Regions from separate parts of the Homo sapiens genome. Here regions 1 and 2 are each linked to region 3. Evidence: chromatin contacts called from ENCODE Hi-C or POLR2A ChIA-PET data. All regions are on one chromosome and are shown on one strand. The core of a region is the stretch at or near the end of the contact, and the rest is flanking DNA. Distances in the headings are between cores, read along the strand shown.

Region 1 (2,700 bases), core at 57-2,556, 120 kb before region 3:
GCGCCATTGCACTCCAGCCTGGACAAGAGTGAAACTGCGTCTCAAAAAAATAATGAAAGCTCACGATCCTCTTTTGGTAGTTTCACGTTACATGATGATTAAAGTTTAACTTGTTTCTCTAGCGTTTCTATTAATCTTATTTTTGAGCCTAACTTTTTTAGTTAGAAACAACTCTTAACCAGCCAGCCAGGCGTGGTGGCTCAGCCTGTAACCCCAGGACGACTCCAAAGGCTAAGGCGGAAGGGTCCCGGGCGCCCAGGAGTTCAAGGCTGTGAGCTCTGGTCGCGGCCCTGCACTCCAGCCTGGGCGACAGAACGAGTGAGACCCTCAATGTGCTCTTGCCCAGATGAAATAAAAATTCAAGTTTTGGCCAAATTTCGGAAAAGTCTTCATTCTCCCTCAATTCATTTACCTCTTCTAGTTACCAAAAATGCCTGTTTTGAGATACATGTTTTAAAACGGGAGACTTAGACAAAAGCAAAAAATAACATGGTAATTCATTCAAAGATGCAGACTACCACACTTGTTTTAATCTGATATTCTTTCCATTTCTATCCGTCTAGGACGTAATTGCACACGGGCGCCTCCCATCATTTGGTTGCTAAGGAGACAGAAGGCTGGTGTTTCCGATTTGCCACTATTACACAGCGGCCCGCGAGAAGCATCTCTTGGCTCGAAGCGCGCTGTAGGTGAACCGCCCTTGACTTAAACGCCAACACATCTAAAAGGGGGCGAGGGACGCTTTATTTTCATTTCCCTGACCACTACTGAGGTGAGCATTTCTTTCACTCGCGTACTTGTTTGTATTTTTTCTGCTGTTCACGTCCAATAGAACACTGGTTTTCTATTGGAGGCTTTTGGGTTTTTTCCCCCATTTCCCTTTCGTTACAAACGACCCGCTGCGGCCGCCTCCTGCTTGTCCCCACAGGCCCATTCAACAGCCCAGCACGGAAGGCCGGGAAAGCGGCGCTCGCCGCTCCAACAACCTCGCGCAGTCCGTGGCTCCTCCCTGCCCTCGCGCGACTCGCAGGCCTGGGCGGAGGGCTGCGTCCGCCACCGCGCAACCTCGCGCACGCGCACCACGCTCGCCTCGCAACCCCCCCCCCCGCCCCTCCCCCGCCCCCGCAAAGGCTGTTCTCAGAGTCGGAAATGGACGCACGGCAGCTGGGGCGAATGGCCGCGGACTACACTTCCCGAAGTGCCGCGCGAGGTATTCTCGGCGGTGATTGGGGCAAACGGCCACGGACTACACTTACTTACATGCCGCGCGAGGCGCCTCCGCCGCCGGGGCAAACGGCCACGAACTACACTTCCCGACACGCCGCGTGAGGCGCTGCCAGCGGCCGGCCGAGGGCGGGCGGACGCGGGAGCTGCGGACGTGAGGCATGAGCGGCGCCCTCCTCCGGCCCGCGAGCGTCCTGCTGGTTCCCCGAGCGAGGGTCTCGCGGCGCGGGGCCTAGCGGAGGGCATCGAAGGCCTCCGCGTGCGCACGGGTTGCTGCGGCCGCGCCGGGCGCCGGGGAGGGCGGCGGCCGCCATGGAGGTGAGCGGGCCGGAAGACGACCCCTTCCTTTCGCAGCTGCACCAGGTGCAGTGCCCCGTGTGCCAGCAGATGATGCCCGCCGCGCACATCAACTCGCACCTGGACCGCTGTCTGCTGCTCCACCCGGCGGGGCACGCGGAGCCCGCGGCCGGGTCGCACCGCGCCGGGGAGCGGGCCAAGGGGCCCTCGCCGCCCGGCGCCAAGAGGCGGCGGCTGTCGGAGAGCTCGGCGCTGAAGCAGCCAGCCACCCCGACGGCAGCCGAGAGCAGCGAGGGCGAGGGTGAGGAGGGCGACGACGGCGGCGAGACCGAGAGCCGCGAGAGCTACGACGCGCCGCCCACACCCAGCGGCGCCCGCCTTATCCCCGACTTCCCGGTGGCCCGCTCCAGCAGCCCCGGGAGGAAGGGGTCGGGGAAGAGGCCGGCGGCCGCCGCCGCGGCGGGGAGCGCGTCTCCGCGCAGCTGGGACGAGGCGGAGGCGCAGGAGGAGGAGGAGGCCGTGGGCGACGGCGATGGCGACGGGGACGCGGACGCGGACGGCGAGGACGACCCGGGGCACTGGGACGCGGACGCTGCCGAAGCCGCCACCGCCTTCGGGGCCAGTGGCGGGGGCCGCCCGCACCCCCGGGCGCTGGCTGCCGAGGAGATCCGACAGATGCTACAGGGCAAGCCGCTGGCCGACACGATGCGTCCTGACACGCTGCAGGATTACTTCGGGCAGAGCAAGGCCGTGGGCCAGGATACCCTGCTGCGCTCGCTCCTGGAGACCAACGAAATCCCCTCGCTTATCCTGTGGGGGCCGCCGGGCTGCGGCAAGGTGAGTGCGGCCTTGGCCGTTGGGCTTCCGTAGTTATCTCGGCGGTGGATGCAGCTGATGGTCGGAGAGCCGGGTGTGCTGCCCTCGAAAGAAGCCGCCTGCCTCTCCTGGATAAGGGGGTGCAGACTTGGGCTGGGCTGGGGCAGTGCCTGGTCCACAGGTGGAGTCTGTGATGGGTGTGAAAAGGGCACACACCCCCAGATTGGTAAGGCAGGCTTGCCGGGTTTGCAAAAGGACGATGTCTGTGAATCCATAGTTTTACAAGATGTGGACTCTTAGATTTGATCTGCCTTTATCTTCCATCGGTCTCCCCGCCCCCTCCCCAGACTTTGATTTAGTAAC
Region 2 (2,700 bases), core at 24-2,523, 93 kb before region 3:
TACAACAAGAATGGATGTTAACTCATCTTTTCCAGATACAAGTCATCAAACCTGGACAATGTTATCAATTAATTCCAAATGAGAGAACCGGCCTTTTGATACTGATGTTATATTAGAAAGGATGATTTTCCTATACTTTCATATAAATGCCATGGATCTCTTACTTTTTGATGAATTAACCTTTGTGTAGCGACTACAGTTTGAAAGCACTACTACACATTCATAGATGCAGTTCCAGGCAGTTTGAGCCCACAAAGGCATTTATAACTTAAGCAGAAACCAAACAGAAGTAAATATTTTTAATAGAGTTAACAAATCTTCATAAAAACCAATCATTTAAAACTAAATGTTTTGAAGCTCTAAAGCCAGTCAGGCTCCGGGGAGGATGCAGATGATCCCCTCAGGCCACTGAGAAACTTTTAATCAGGGATCACAAGTATTAGAGAGGTATAGGGGAGGTTCAGGGGACCAACACAAGGTGAGAAGCAATTCCCTGGCAAGGCCTGAGAGGCAAGGGGTGGGAGCAGGCAGGGAGCCCTGGGAGAGCAGGAGGTGGCCGGCAGCCTTCAGACAGGAACTGCGGCCCTGAGTGGAGGCAAAGAACTCAGCAGCTGCTGCACCTCTTGAGTAGGGAACCTGGGGGTAGGAGAAGGAAATGCATGGTCTGAATCCTCTCTCTCTTGCCCTCATCTCCTGCCAGTCCCTCCCACTAGCAGGACCAACCAGAAGTTTCCCTGGTTAAAAAGCCAGGCGAGAAGGGTGGAGAATACCCAGTGTGCACAGATCTCTGAAATGAGAACTACTACTGCTCTATTTTAGGAGAAACAAAATTCTTTCTGTGTGATTGTATACCTTGAGAGCCAAGAAGAAGAGTCCGAACAGCTAACAGTCCAGTAAAGTGGCCACATGGAAACAACCCATGAAAATCCATAGCTTCCGGGCCACTACTGTAATCAGAAAAGACACCAAGAAGAATATTCCATTCTCAGTAGCAACCTGGAAAGAAACTGAATTGTAACTGAGGAGTAGGACTTACATGAAGAAAACTACCACACTATACCCTACTATTGAAACACAAGAAAATGCGAACGAAAGTAGAGAGAAGCCGTTTTCCTCAAAGACGTCATCTCAAATTTATTTTTACATTCCCATCATGCTTGGCATGTAGAATGTGATCAGTACATATTTGTTGAATGACAAAATGAGGGGATAAATAAACTTTCCCTAAGATGTGTATGTAGACGTTTGAAAATAGAAGTCTGTCGCTGATGTTTCTGTCCACCAGGAGTCAGGCTTCAGCCAGGAAAGAGTGAGCCAGTGTCTGAGCTGTCTCTCACCAGGCCTTCCACCAGCTCCAGGTCACCAGGTTCAGGCCAAGACTGAGTTTCAGTATTTGTCGTTAACCTGGTAGATAAATAAACAGTTTTAAAGTAGAGCTTATGTATTTGTCTGATTGCAAAAGTAATACATGATCATTGCACATAGGTACAGGAGCAGATGCAAAAAAAAAAAAAAGCAGATAAAAGATAGTAAAAATCAACTTTAACATTTAATATTTTTTCTCAGTGATAACCACTGTAAACATTTTAGTGTATGTCCTTTGGGAATTTTTTCCAATGAGTGTGTGTGTGTGTGTGTGTGTGTGTGTGTGTATGTATGACTACACCATCTGTTTATAGCTTGCTGTTTCTCACCCCCTCACATGATTTCTTACATGCAGAATTAGTCTCTTAGCGTATGACTTTTCATGGTTGAGTTGGAGCCACCACCAGGGAGCTGCACCCTTCCGGTGGTGCACCCCACCAGCCGTGCCATCCACAGAGGGTAGGACACACCAGACACCTAGTAGCTGGATTTATTTATTATATTTTATTTTATTTTTGAGATGGAGTCTCACTCTGTCGCCCAGGCTAGAGTGCAGTGGTGCAATCTCGGCTCACTGCAACCTCTGCCTCCCAGATTCAAGCAGTTCTCCTGCCTCAGCCTCCCGAGTAGCTGGAATTACAGGCACCTGCCACCATGCCCAGCTCATTTTTGTATTTTTAGTAGAGACAGGGTTTCACCATGTTGGTCAGGCTGGTCTCGAACTCCTGACCTCAGGTGATTCACCCACCTCAGCCTCCCAAAGTGCTGGGATTACAGGCATGAGCCACCGTGCCCGGCCTAGAACTGGATTTAATAAGAGAAACAGAGAGCCTCACACCACTCTCCCCTCCTTCAGCACCCTGCCTCCAGGGTTCTTTCGGCTCGCTAGCCAACCACACTTGGTGAGGTGCGTGGGTCCAGGAGTCTGTCTGCTCGGGTTCAAATCCTATCTGAGCCACCTCACCCCGTGACCTTGGTCAAGGTTATTTTCTTTTCCCTCATCTTTAAAATGGGTATCAAAATATTACTTAATCACAATGGAGATTACATGATTCAAATCTGGCATTGCTCAAAGTCATGTCCGGCACACAGTCCATACATGCTGGGTATTGCCATGACTCATTCTCCCCACCCCAGTTCAAGCATCGCTTTCCTCTCAAAGCCTGCGCTGAGCCCTCAGGCTAAGCTTCCCAGCCCAGCGCTGTGCAGCCCCAGGTGCTATTGCTCACCTGGGCTCTGAGCCATTGTGGTGTTCCAGGGCCTTAGGTGGTTATGGACCGGGCACTGCTCTCTCCCTCTGGGCTCTCCCTGGACGCCAGCCTGCATCTCTTTCAT
Region 3 (2,700 bases), core at 58-2,557:
AGGAACAGTCAACAGAGTAAACAGACAACACACAGAGTGGGAGAAAATCTTCACAATCCATACATCTGACAAGGGACTAATATCCAGAATCTAGAAGAAACTCAAACAAATTAGCAAGAAAAAAAGAAACAGTCCCATCAAAAATTGGGCTGGCATGAATAGACATTTCTCAAGGCCAATCGCAGTGGCTCATGCCTGTAATCCCAGCACTTTGGGAGGGCAAGGCAGGCAGATCATGAGGTCAGGAGTCCGAGACCAGCCTGACCAACATGGTGAAACCCCGTCTCTATTAAAAATACAAAAATTAGCCGTGTGTGGTGGCATGTGCTTGTAATCCCAGCTACTCAGGAGGCTGAGGCAGGAGAATCGCTTGAACCTGGGAGGCGGATGTTGCAATGAGTGGAGATCGCGCCACTGCACTCCAATCTGGGTGACAGAGCAAAACTCCATCTCAAAAAAAAAAAAAAAAAAAAGAAAGAAAAAATGTTCAAGATCACTAATGATCAGGAAAATGCAAATCAAAACCACAATGTGATACCACCTTATTCCTGCAAGAATGGCCATAATCAAAAAATCAAAAAGACATTAGATGTTGGCATGGATGCGGTGATCAGGGAACACTGCAGTGATCAGCGAACACTTCTACACTGCTGATGGGAATGTAAACTAGTACATCCGCTATGGAAAACAGTGTGGAGATTCCTTAAATAACTTAAGGTAGAACTACCATTTGATCCAGCAATCCCACTACTGGGTAATGGGATTCCCTCTACTCAGAGGAAAAGAACTCATTATTCAAAAAAGATACTTGTACATGCATGTTTATAGTAGCACAATTCACAATTGCAAAAATCCTGGAACCAACCCAAATGCCCATCAGTCAATGAATGGGTAAAGAAACTGTGAGATATATATATATATATACATCAGCTCTGCATACTGGACACCTCATTTTTTATTTTTTATTTTATGTGAGCAAGAAATAGATTTCCATTGTGTTACACTATTGAGACTGCAGGTTTATGTTGTAGCAGCTAGGATTACCTAGATTTACTTTTAGGAAAGACTTCTCTGCAAGGAATGTGGAGAATGGGTTGGAGGAGGCAAGAAGAGGAAGGAAGACAAGTGAGAATACATGTGTTGGAATCAACTGAGTGATTGCTATAGGCAACCTGTAGGCAGTATCAAAAGGTGCTATTTAAATTTGCATGACAGAGTGACGGGGGAAGAAGGTGTCTCATTGTCCAGCTTGGGTAACAGCACGGATTGTCTTGCCTTTCAGTTTAATGCAACTGATAATTCATAAGGAGCAGAAGACACTGAGTGAGGTGTCCAGTATGCAGAGCTGATGAAGTGAACTTGATCCCTGCTCTGGTGAATCCAAGAAGGTGTGTTGGGAAGGTGGGTAATAATCTTGGCTTTGGATACATTGAGGTAGAGATACTTGTGTGTCCAAATGGAAGGATAGGATGAGCAAGTAGAGATTTGGGTCTGGAGCTCAGGAGAGAGATCTGAGCTCTGGGCTGGCAGTCAGGTCATTGATGAGGGCCAGACCAATTTGGGAGAAAGTGGATGAAAGAAGACTCAGGCCAGCCCCGCAAGGGATAGCAATATTTAAAGCATGGGCCAGGGAAAGGGCAGGACAATGAGACTAAGCAAGAGAGGCCAGGAAGCTAGAAGGAAGATCAGGACCCAAAGCAAAAAGTGTTTCTTAAGGAAGAAGTCTCCAAAAGGGTAGAATATTGCCAAAAAGTCAGGTTTCTATTGAACTTAGGAACAAGGAGGGTGTTGGTGACCATTTATTTCGTGTAATGGTGGAGCACAAACCAGATTGGAGTTGGCTGAGGAAGGAATAAACAGTCACAAAACCTGGAAGCTAAAAGATTCATAAATTTGACTACATAAAAACTCTAATTTCACATGGTGAAAATACTGTAAACAAGATAAAATACAAATAACAATCTAGGGATATATTTATGATTCATTTCATAGACAAAAGGCTAATCTCTTTCTTACCATTTTTTTTTAAGAGATGGGGGCCTCACTGCATTGCCCAGGCTGAAGGGCATTGGCTATTAACAAGCACAATCATAGCACACTACAGCCTCCTGGGCTCAAGCAGTTCTTCCGCCCCAGCCTCCCAAGCAGCTGGGACTACAGGTACGTGCCACTGTGCTCGGCTTAATTCCTTGAGTATAAAAAATGCTTCTACTCATCCATGCATACTAGGCCTACACTCCTGAAGAAAAATATGGGTGAAGTATATGAAGCCAATTCACAGAACAGGAAATAAAAACAGCTCTTAAACATAAGAAAAGGCAGAAATAGACTTTATTCATGAAAAGGGGAAGTCAATGTTCAAATGCCATTCTCATTAAAAACTTTTATAAAAACCAAGGATAAACAGATATTTTCAAAAACCATTTATATGGATTTTATTTCAATTTCAATACCATGTCACTTAATATTAGATATATGGTTGTATAATGGAGTTCTTCTTTCTTTAGATTATGTGCAGGCTACAGAATTAGATTTTCCTTGTTAAAATTTTAAATATTACAGAAATATAGAAGGCAAAAAATGGAAGGTTTTTTCCCACATCTCCTTCCCCAAACCTATCTCAGAGACAACCTCTGTTAGCAATGAAAAGTGTCACCTTTTAAACCTCTCCCCATAGATTTGTATACATAAATTTACATA

What was found. A loop is a pair of places that touch in the nucleus more often than their neighbours do. ChIA-PET counts read pairs that join two places held with the same protein, here RNA polymerase II (POLR2A). Pooled maps may share reads with other maps.
Region 1: a pooled map shows a loop between it and region 3 (9-fold over the local background). The contact joins the promoter of WRNIP1 here to the promoter of SERPINB9-AS1 in region 3. A Hi-C loop is called at or near these places in 1 of 168 maps with a recorded cell type or tissue (naive thymus-derived CD4-positive, alpha-beta T cell), 3 of 37 single-sample maps with no recorded cell type and 9 of 50 pooled maps. POLR2A ChIA-PET finds 5 or more read pairs at or near these places in 9 of 52 experiments (CD4-positive, alpha-beta T cell, CD4-positive, alpha-beta memory T cell, Caco-2 and 5 more).
Region 2: a pooled map shows a loop between it and region 3 (3-fold over the local background). The contact joins the enhancer-like site here to the promoter of SERPINB9-AS1 in region 3. A Hi-C loop is called at or near these places in 2 of 168 maps with a recorded cell type or tissue (astrocyte of the cerebellum and endothelial cell of hepatic sinusoid) and 7 of 50 pooled maps. POLR2A ChIA-PET finds 5 or more read pairs at or near these places in 6 of 52 experiments (AG04450, GM12878, HepG2 and 3 more).

Annotation. Positions count from the first base shown.
Region 1 is chr6:2,764,087-2,766,786 of GRCh38, forward strand. It overlaps WRNIP1 (WRN helicase interacting protein 1), which reads left to right and starts at 1,307. Exons shown (of 7, transcript NM_020135.3): 1 at 1,307-2,358. The coding sequence starts at 1,537. It also overlaps a transcript of MYLK4 not described here. RefSeq lists enhancers at 1-751, 849-1,143 and silencers at 598-687, 1,068-1,117, 1,278-1,737, 1,908-2,227.
Region 2 is chr6:2,790,083-2,792,782 of GRCh38, forward strand. LOC124901241 (a long non-coding RNA gene) reads right to left here. Exons shown (of 3, transcript XR_007059408.1): 3 at 1,109-1,404. Among named protein-coding and RNA genes, the nearest start is that of WRNIP1, 26 kb to the left of the region's middle. RefSeq lists an enhancer at 1,153-1,447 and a silencer at 1,153-1,447. Within about 2 kb of position 1,274, at least 19 of the 41 ENCODE cell types and tissues checked have a DNase peak (open chromatin) inside an H3K27ac peak, as active enhancers do.
Region 3 is chr6:2,882,681-2,885,380 of GRCh38, forward strand. SERPINB9-AS1 (SERPINB9 antisense RNA 1) reads left to right here and starts at 1,308. Exons shown (of 5, transcript NR_110841.1): 1 at 1,308-1,401; 2 at 2,031-2,160.